Linked DNA regions of Homo sapiens: region 1 is linked to region 2. Evidence: chromatin loops called from intact Hi-C (ENCODE). Cell type or tissue: endothelial cell of umbilical vein. All regions are shown on one strand. Links, peaks and the distances in the headings refer to the core of each region. The heading gives the core; the rest is flanking DNA.

What was found. A loop is a pair of places that touch in the nucleus more often than their neighbours do. Peaks named below come from ENCODE experiments on the same cell type or tissue, not always from the same donor. Only the 100,000 strongest peaks of a DNase experiment are listed, where the experiment ranks them.
Region 1: a loop joins it to region 2, with 2.7 times the contacts of the local background. A loop is called at or near these places in 11 of 110 quality-filtered maps.

The regions. Positions count from the first base shown.
Region 1 is chr15:42,072,787-42,077,179 of GRCh38, reverse strand. All of the region lies in intron 13 of PLA2G4D (phospholipase A2 group IVD), which reads left to right. Among named protein-coding and RNA genes, the nearest start is that of PLA2G4D, 20 kb to the left of the region's middle. In endothelial cell of umbilical vein, for the core only: no CTCF peak of the experiment used is centred there; no DNase peak of the experiment used is centred there.
Region 2 is chr15:42,383,297-42,387,620 of GRCh38, reverse strand. CAPN3 (calpain 3) reads right to left here. Exons shown (of 24, transcript NM_000070.3): 2 at 3,069-3,138; 3 at 1,336-1,454. It overlaps LOC105370794 (a long non-coding RNA gene), which reads left to right and starts at 1,590. Exons shown (of 3, transcript XR_932178.3): 1 at 1,590-1,655; 2 at 1,802-1,918; 3 at 2,464-3,074. RefSeq lists enhancers at 886-2,085, 2,580-3,135 and a silencer at 2,711-2,893. In endothelial cell of umbilical vein, for the core only: a CTCF peak has its summit at 1,940; a DNase peak (open chromatin) is centred at 1,940.

The DNA.
Region 1 (4,393 bases), core at 304-4,303, 310 kb after region 2:
AGTAGAATTGGTATTAGTTCTTTAAATGTTTGGTGGAATTCAGCAGTGAAGCCATCAGGTCCTTGACTTTTCTTTGATGGGTGATATTTTATTACTGCTTCAATCTCATTGCTTGTTATTGTTCTGTTCAGCTTTTCTGTTTCTTCATGGTTCAATCTTGGTAGGTTGAATGTGTCCAGGAATTTATCTGTTTCTTCTAGGTTTTCCAGTTCACAATATTTTCACATATATATCCTTAAGAAAAATATGATATTATTTGCATGAACAATTTTGTACAAGTCTCCTTGCACACCTGCATTAAAGATTCTCTAAGCCTCCAAGATACATACCCAGTAGTTAAATTGTTGGGCCACTGGGTTTGTGCACCTTCAACTTTCCTAGGTATTGCCAAACCATTCTCCAAAGGAGTTGTGTTAATTCACACTCCCACTACCAGTGTATAATAGTTGCTTTTTTCTCTATATCTTGGGCAGACTTTTAAAGTTTTGTTTAACTATGGGGTGTGAAAGGAACATTTATCATAGTTTTGCATTTCTTTGATTTTTAGTTAGACAGTTGATGTTTTTAAGTATATTTATCATTTGGGCTTCCTCTTCCATGAATTACCTATTCAAACCCCTTTCCATTTTCCTGTTTAATTTGTCTTTTTCATATTGTTTTGTAGGAATTCTTTATGTATTCTCGATGTGAATCCTTACCAGTTCTAATGGTTTTAATGCATAATTTCAATATAATCTAATTTATCATTCTCCTTTATGGTTTGTGTTTTGGGGAGTCTTCCTTTTCACTCCCCCAAAGTTATAAAATATCTTCCTATACATTCTTATAAAATTTTTAAAGATTTATTTCTTACTAATAGGACTTTAATCCACCCAGAATTTATCTCCAGGTATCATGTGGATAGGGATCCAATTTTGTTTTTTCTCACATTAATAACAAATTTTCCCAGTCTCATCTATTGAATTTTTTCTCCACTGATCTGCATTGCTAATTCTGTCATGTATCAGGTTTCATATATTTTTCATGTATTTATATTCCTGTGACTCTTCCTGAGTGCCCTATTCTGTTCCAACAGGACAGATTCTCTATCCCTATGCCAACAGCACACTGACTAAAGTTTTGTGATAAATCTTGGTATCTGATAGGCCAAGTTACCAGTCCACTTGAATTGTTCTTCAGAATTCTCTTGGCTGTACTTGACCCTTTGCTGTTTCCTTCCTTCCTTCCTTCCTTCCTTCTTCCTCTCCCCTCCCCTCCCCTCCCCTCCCCTCTCCCTCCCTCCCTCCCTTCCTTTCCTCAGAGTCTTGCTCTGTCACCCAGGCTGGAGTGCAGTGGCACAATATCGGCTCACTGCAACCTCTGCCTCCTGGGTTCAAGTGATTCTTGTGCCTCAGCCTGCCGCATACCTGCGACTACAGGCATGCACCACCATGCACGGCGAATTTTTGTATTTTTAGTAGAGATGGTGTTTCACTGCTTTGGCCAGGCTTGCCTTGAACTCCTGGCCTTGAGTGATCTGCCTGCCTCAGCCTCCCAAAGTGCTGGGATTACAGGTGTGAGCCACTATGACTGGCCTGCTGTTGTAATTATATGATAGAATCACCTAGTCATGTTTTGCAATAAATGTTGTTGGGATTTTTATTGAAATGGCATTGAATTTATGAAGCCAACTTAATTACTAGAAATATTTTCATTTTATTACTATGTGCTATGTAGTCTTTGGATCTACTGTTTAAGTTCATATTCAGTTTTGATGGTGTTGTGTTTTAATAACTGACTTTCCTGCTGAGTGGCAGCAATTAGTTACTACAGAATGGGAGAAGCTGTTTTAACAGTTCACTTTACAAGGTGCTAGAAAACGCAGTTTGATCCTAGGCTGTAAAGCAGACTTTTATTTAATTACCATTGGATACTCCAGTAATGACTTAATGCACGGTTTTATGTGCAAGCTTTATAGACATTTTTTAGAAGACATTTTTTAATTGTTCACAAAAATAGAAATGCTTGTGGTATTATTAGACACCTATATATTCTTAAAAATGAACCTGGACAACATAGTGAGACCCCATCTCTACAAAAAGTTAAAAAATTAGCTGGGCATGGTGGTGCACACCTGTAGTCCCAGCTACTGAGGAGGCTAATGTGGGAGGATAGCTTGAACATGGGAGGTTGAGGCTGCAGTGAGTTGTAATCACCCCACTGCATTCCAACCTGGGCTTTAGAGTGAGACTCTGTCTCAACAAAAGCACCTATGCTATTTTTAAAATTTTGTCCCAATATGAAAGGTTTTTAATTTATTATTTTTTTCTTCTGATTATCATACCTTACCTCTTAAAGCCAACATTCATTGTAGACTTTACAAAATAATGTTTTCTTCGGGCAATTTTAGTGTCAATTTCTAATTTTTTAAAGACTTTAGATAAAAACAGGTATTTATTACCTCTATAATGTAATAATCTAAAATACCAAAAATCACTTACAATGTCAGAATATATAACTCCATTTATGACCAATCACAATTTCATTAATATTAATAAATATCATACCCTGAAACTTTGCTCAGAATGACTTTATTAGTCTACATACATCTTTAATATTGATTAGGTTTTTATAAAAACCCGCTCGTAAAATACACTAGCTATAATCAGTGCTTCTCAAACTCTCATCTCTTCGAAACTTTTTTCTTCAGTCTTTTGCTGGCAAGTACTGAACTGCTTAGAAGCTGCTTATCATTCCTCAAGGAGAAACTCAGAGTGGTTCTCTTATCCTTTCCTGAGTTAAGAGCTGACACACTTTCCTTCCCTTTAGTCTGCATTGCCGGTACTGCACCAAGCTCCAGTGTTTCCCATGGGACCCTCGAATCATCAGAATGGTGTTCTGCAGGGTTGGGGTTACTTGCTTGGAAACTGGGGGGTTAGAGACTGAGAGTCCTGCCGCAGCTTACTGGTGAGCCATTAGATATACCGGGTGGGTTTCAGTAGATGGAGGGGTGTGCTGACCTTTTTCCAGAACTTTCCCTAGGGCATAAATTGTGCAACTATAGTAAAAGGACACATTTTCCCTAGTCATATGTATCAAAAGAGCAACAGAGTTTCTAAATAAAAAGATTTTGAGAAGGGGTCACGTACACACATTTGTACCTAAGGACTGACTCGTACGTACACCACCACCATCAGTGGCAGGGGATCGAGCCCTATTTAGAGATTTCCTGCAAATTCCCTGTAATTCATACTGGGGACCATTGGAAAATGGGGTGGAAGGATGACTGTGGTTGACACATGAGTGTTCTCGTCAGGGACAGAAGAGCTGCCAGCAAGGAGGACACACACACTGGGTGTGTTGAGTTTCGCCATGGATGTGGGAGAGGGACCCTCCTTGGGTAGGCTGGGTAGGAATCCTCACACCTGGCTGGGCATCAGGATCATCTGAGGGTTTTTAAAAGGCAAACTCCAAAGTGACTTCTGACAGGCTGATTCTCAGGGGAGACCCAGAAGTCCGCATGCTTCACATGCTCTCACGTGTACACATTCACTGAGTCACTCTGATGATAAGGGCTGCTGCGGCAGGTTGGGAGCCTCTAGAACTAGACACTCTTCCATCTTGGAGAGCCCAAAGGAAGGATGACGTATTCATGGTACACATACTGCCCAGTAGAAACAGCCCAGGGCTGACAGCATCAACCTCAGCTCTGGCGGCAGAATCCTTCCCAAGGTGGTGCTCCAGGCAGGCACCACCATTCGCCTTGCTGGTGCTTGGGAAGAGCTCTATTTGCAATTCTAGCTCAGCATAGAATGAGGCCTTTCTGTTCCCTTACAATTCAGGGAGGCTCTGTGGAGGCTCCCCCAAAAGGCAAGCTATAGTCGTTGCCATCAAAGAGCTTGGGCCAGGCATGGTGCCTCACGCCTGTAATCCCAGCACTTTGGGACGCCAAGGCAGGTGGATTGCTTGAGCTCAGGAATTTGAGACCAGCCTGGGCAACATGATGTAACTCCATCTCTACAAAACATGCAAAAATTAGCCAAGTGTAACTTGTAGTCCCAGCTACTCTACTCGGGAGGCTGAGGTGGGAGGATCACTTGGGCCTGGGAGGTGGAGGTTGCAGTGATCCAAGATTGCACCACTGCACTCCAGCCTGGGTGACAGAGTGAGACCCTGTCTCAAAATAAAATAAAACAAAGGCAGAGCTTGGAGCTCTATTGAGGAGGAAATTAAGAACAGAAGGCAAGAATAATCAATGGGGTACAACCTCATGTTATGCAAAGCAAGAAAGAAGAGGGACGATGAGGGGGAGGCAAGGATGTCAGGAAAGCATTCGGGAGGAGCTGAAACTTGAACTGCATTAAGGTGAACCTAGAAGAGGGGGCAGTCCATCCCCTGGCATAGGTTGCAGTAT
Region 2 (4,324 bases), core at 19-4,018:
GTTCATCCTATTTTGTGTTTGGGGTGTGTAAATCTGTCTCTAACTGGACTGGGTGCTTTTTGAGAGCTGGAAGTGAGTTACATATACTTCATGTCTTCCACAGAGTCCAGCCCAGTAATGGGTAGAGTAGGTGCTCCATGAGTGTCTTAGGATGTAAGATTTTCATTCTCCTGCTCAGCAGGTCTGGGGCAGGGCCTGGGTGTCAGCACTCTCAGGTGCCCCCAGCTGATTCAATGTGGCCAGGATTGGGAACTATGCAGTGAAGGCACTGTGCTGATTTAGGTATTTCTTGATGCCAAACTGAAGAACAAGGATTGAAACGGAGGAACAAAGTGACCCAGAATCTATTCTAGCTGTAGCAGGAACATTGTTCAATCATTTCAAGTTTGGATGTCGCTCTTTTTTGAATGAATCAGTTTGAACTGAAAAGGGCCAAATGTGGTTTAGTCTCCTTTTCAATGGCACTTTCTCCCTCATTGAAATGAGAACAGAAATCTATCTGATATTTGTATGTAAGGCCCTTTAGATCTGAGACCCTTTAAATATGCCATGTTCCCAAGGCGGCAGGAGGGGGAGTCTGAGCCTGGAGACAGACCTTTTCTGAGGCCTTCCGTGCTGAGGTGCAAGACCCGGGGAGCAAGAACTGATAATGTGGGTCATCCTGGGACATGAGGGAGCCTTTGAAGCTGGAGACAGGCTGACTCCCCAGCATCCCGGAAGCTACGAGACCCTCACAGGTAGAATTCAGTTTGGTTCTGCTCTAGCACCAGCTCTATGCCAAGGTGACTGGGACCCAGAAAATTTCCAGTAGCTGGATGGATTCTAGAACCATCAGATTCAGTTCTAGGGCAAACAAGAAGCCTGATCCCCAGGTTAAGCAGACTCTTCTTCCAGGGCTTGGAAGAGAGGAGTGATAGCCTTGGTACCGCCATGCCTTAGAGAGGAAGAAGTATACAGGAGCCCTGGACAGGGGTTCCTGTACAACCTGAAGGGTCCTGTGGTGTCACAGTGCTAATATCTTAGGGACCTACTTGAGAAGGGCTGCAGGCAATAAAAGCAGCCAGACAGCTGCAAAGACAAAAATAGACCCACAGTAAACAGGATGTCTTCCTGTCTTTCTGGGACATAGTGGAAGGTGGTGGGGGAGGGATTAGGGAGCCAGAGATAAGCAACTGCTTCCTCCCAGGCTTGAAGCCTTAAGGGGGTCCATGCCGACTGTTGCCGCTGCGGGTAGATGGGTGGGAAGTTTCCTCCAGCTTCTGGGAAGTCAAGGCCAGGAGACCAGCGGTGGGTGGCCTGCCGCTGGCCCTCTTAACTACACTCTCATTACCTCACCTGGAAGTGGAAGATCCCTGCGTAGTTTTCGATGAAACTTTGATCATGGGGTATGACTCGGAAAAGAAGGTGCTGGTTCAGGGTCAGGCAGGCAATGGCTGCGAGAAACCAGCAGTCCCCTGCAGGCAGACACAGGGCACAGATCGTGAGCACTCCTGCTCCTCCTGGGAAGAAAAAGCCCCAATCCCAGCCAGCCACTCCACTTCCCTGAACGGGGACTCCCTTGGTGCCCACTCTCCTACTTCCAGATCTGACCTTACAGAGGTGTCAACCCAGGGAAGGAGAATTGGACAGGAATTCCTTGACAATATGATCAACAGGTAACTTACTCCCTTGTGACTAGACATTTTCCTCAAGGCTGCAGGCAGTTCCTCCAACTGCAGTATAAACTCACTTCCTTTTTAGGCCTCAATGGAGACAGAGCAGTAGGTGATCATAACTGGGTTGTTCTTCCTAACACCTGTAGGAAATCTGCCCTGCCCTGTGCCTTTGCAATGTGAGTCCAATTCCTCTTCTGACTTCAGCGAAGACTGAGCCTCAGAGAACCATCCACCAAGATGATTTGTATTGGAAGGAAGGCCAGGTAGGCAGCTGCCCTGGAACCCGTCTATAGGGGGCAGTAAGACATTGCTGGCAACGGAATGAGCTCGGGACGTTTTCTTATTCTCTGAACCTCTTTTCTGACAGAGTACTGTATGTAGTTGGAGGTAACACTTTGCTCTCTTTCTCTCTCTCTCTCTCTCTCTCTCTCTCTGTGTGTGTATATATATATATAATAGGGGGTGTACCTGGTCACAGAGCTGCCTTCTAAGGAGGATGGGTTAAGTGAAATGCAACTGAGAGTGTGCAGGGGAGACTGAGAGCTGCCTGCAGCCACTCTCCCCTACCCTCCTTGGAAGCAGCCAGTCTTTCCTTGGAAAGAGGTTATTGGTTTGAAGGTCCCAGATTATTATGCCCAGGGCTCTGCAGGAAGCCTTCCCTCAGGTGCAGGAACCCAGATATTCATCTGATTTATTCTCAGCCTCCCCTTCTGGAATGAAATAAGCCAAATTCCTTTGGTCTTAGGTGCCCCCTTTTCCTCAAATTTAAATTGTTTCTGTTGGTGTTCTCTCCAATTTTACTTCACAGAGCTTGCTTATAGTCCACACCAAAGACAATACTTTCTGAACAAGAGGTCGAGAGAGAGGAAGATCAGATGGAGCAGTCAAGCTAACCAATCAAAGAGAAAATTGGATGCTCATCCACATGGCGGATGCCATCTTTGTGGAAAGACTCTTTTAAGATGGAGCTATGCTGGGGCAATTTAAACAAGGGTTCCAGTTACAAGTGCTTTCCTTGGCGATGCCTTTTGTGTGTGTATCTAGAATCTCCATGCCCAAGGGGCATGCTTGGTGCACAGTCACAGAGCTGTCTTCCAAGAAAGACGATACAGTGAAAAGCAGGGCTTTTGTCATGCTGAGTGGGGTATGTAAGTGTCCTTGAGATACTGGAGAGGAGGCCACAGGATGCAGATACCCCCTGTGATGCATGGCAGAGTGCTAAAGAGGCATGTAGGAGGAAATGAAGCAATCGCCAGCATGTAGATAAACGACCATAAAGCAACTGTTATAAAAAATCTTCCAAAAAGTTACTGGAAGCAAGCACAGATTGTCCCTTTACCTCCTGGAAGGGGATCACACCTTGTAATCACCCCTTGATCATCTGGCAGGATCTGACCTGAGGCACTTTCCTACCTAGCTCTCCTTGACAGATGTCAGTTCTGTTGGCTCCATCAATGATAAATCGGGGATTCTCGCAAATTTCCTGTGAAACAAAAAGGAAATGACCAGGTAAGAATAACAGTAGATAGACAGATAGATAGATAGGTATTTTTTTGAGACGGAGTCTCACTCTGTCGCCAGGCTGCAGTGCACTGGTGCAATCTTGGCTCACTGAAACCTCTGCCTCCGGGGTTCAAGTGATTCTCCTGCCTCAGCCTCTCGAGTAGCTGGGACTATAGGCATGCGCCACCATGCCCAGCTAATTTTTGTATCTTTAGTAGAGATACGGTTTCACCATGTTGGCCAGGATGGTCTCCATCTCTTGACCTTGTGATCCACCCGCCTCGGCCTCCCAAAGTGCTGGGATTACAGATGTGAGCCACCGCGCCCGGCCGCAGTAGCTATTATTTATTGAGTTCCATTATGTAGTGTTCCTGATAGTATTCCATTTGGCCCTGTGAAGGGAATACTATCATTGTTATTTTTCAGATAAGGAAACTGAGGCCCAGAGAGGTTAAGAAACTCGTGCAAAGACACACAGCTAGTAAGTAGCAGAAGCCAGAAACATGCCTCCTTTTTACATTGTCCCATGCTGCTTCCCACACTGTCATACTATTCGAGTAAGGATGCAACTTGAGAGTTAGGGCAGTGTCGGCTGGGCGTGGTGGCTCACACCTGTAATCTCAGCACTTTGGGAGGCCAAGGCGGGTGGATCACTTGAGGTCAGGAGTTCAAGACCAGCCTGGCCAACATAGTGAAACCCTGTCTCTACTAAAAATACAAAAATTAGCCAGGCGTGGTGACAGGTAATCTCAGCTACTTGGGAGGCTGAGACAGGAGAATCAAAATAATAATAATAATAATAAATTAATAAAAATAAATAAAATATAGATTCAGTGTTTTGTATTGTTTTTGAGACAGAGTCTCACTGTGTCGCCAGGCTGGAGTGCAGTGGGCGACACAGGCTGGAGTACAGTGGCGCGATCTCGGCTCACTGCAAACTCTGCCTCCCAGGTTCAAGCAATTTTCCTGTCTCAGCCTCCCGAGTAGCTGGGACTACAGATGTGTGCCACCATGGGTGGTTTCCATATTCTTAGTAGAGAGAGATGAGGTTTCGCCATGTTGGCCAGGCTGGTCTCGAACTCCTGACCTCAAGTGATCTGCCAGCCTTGGCCTCCCAAAGTGCTGGGATTACAGGCGTGAGCCACCGCGCCAGGCTAGTGATCTGG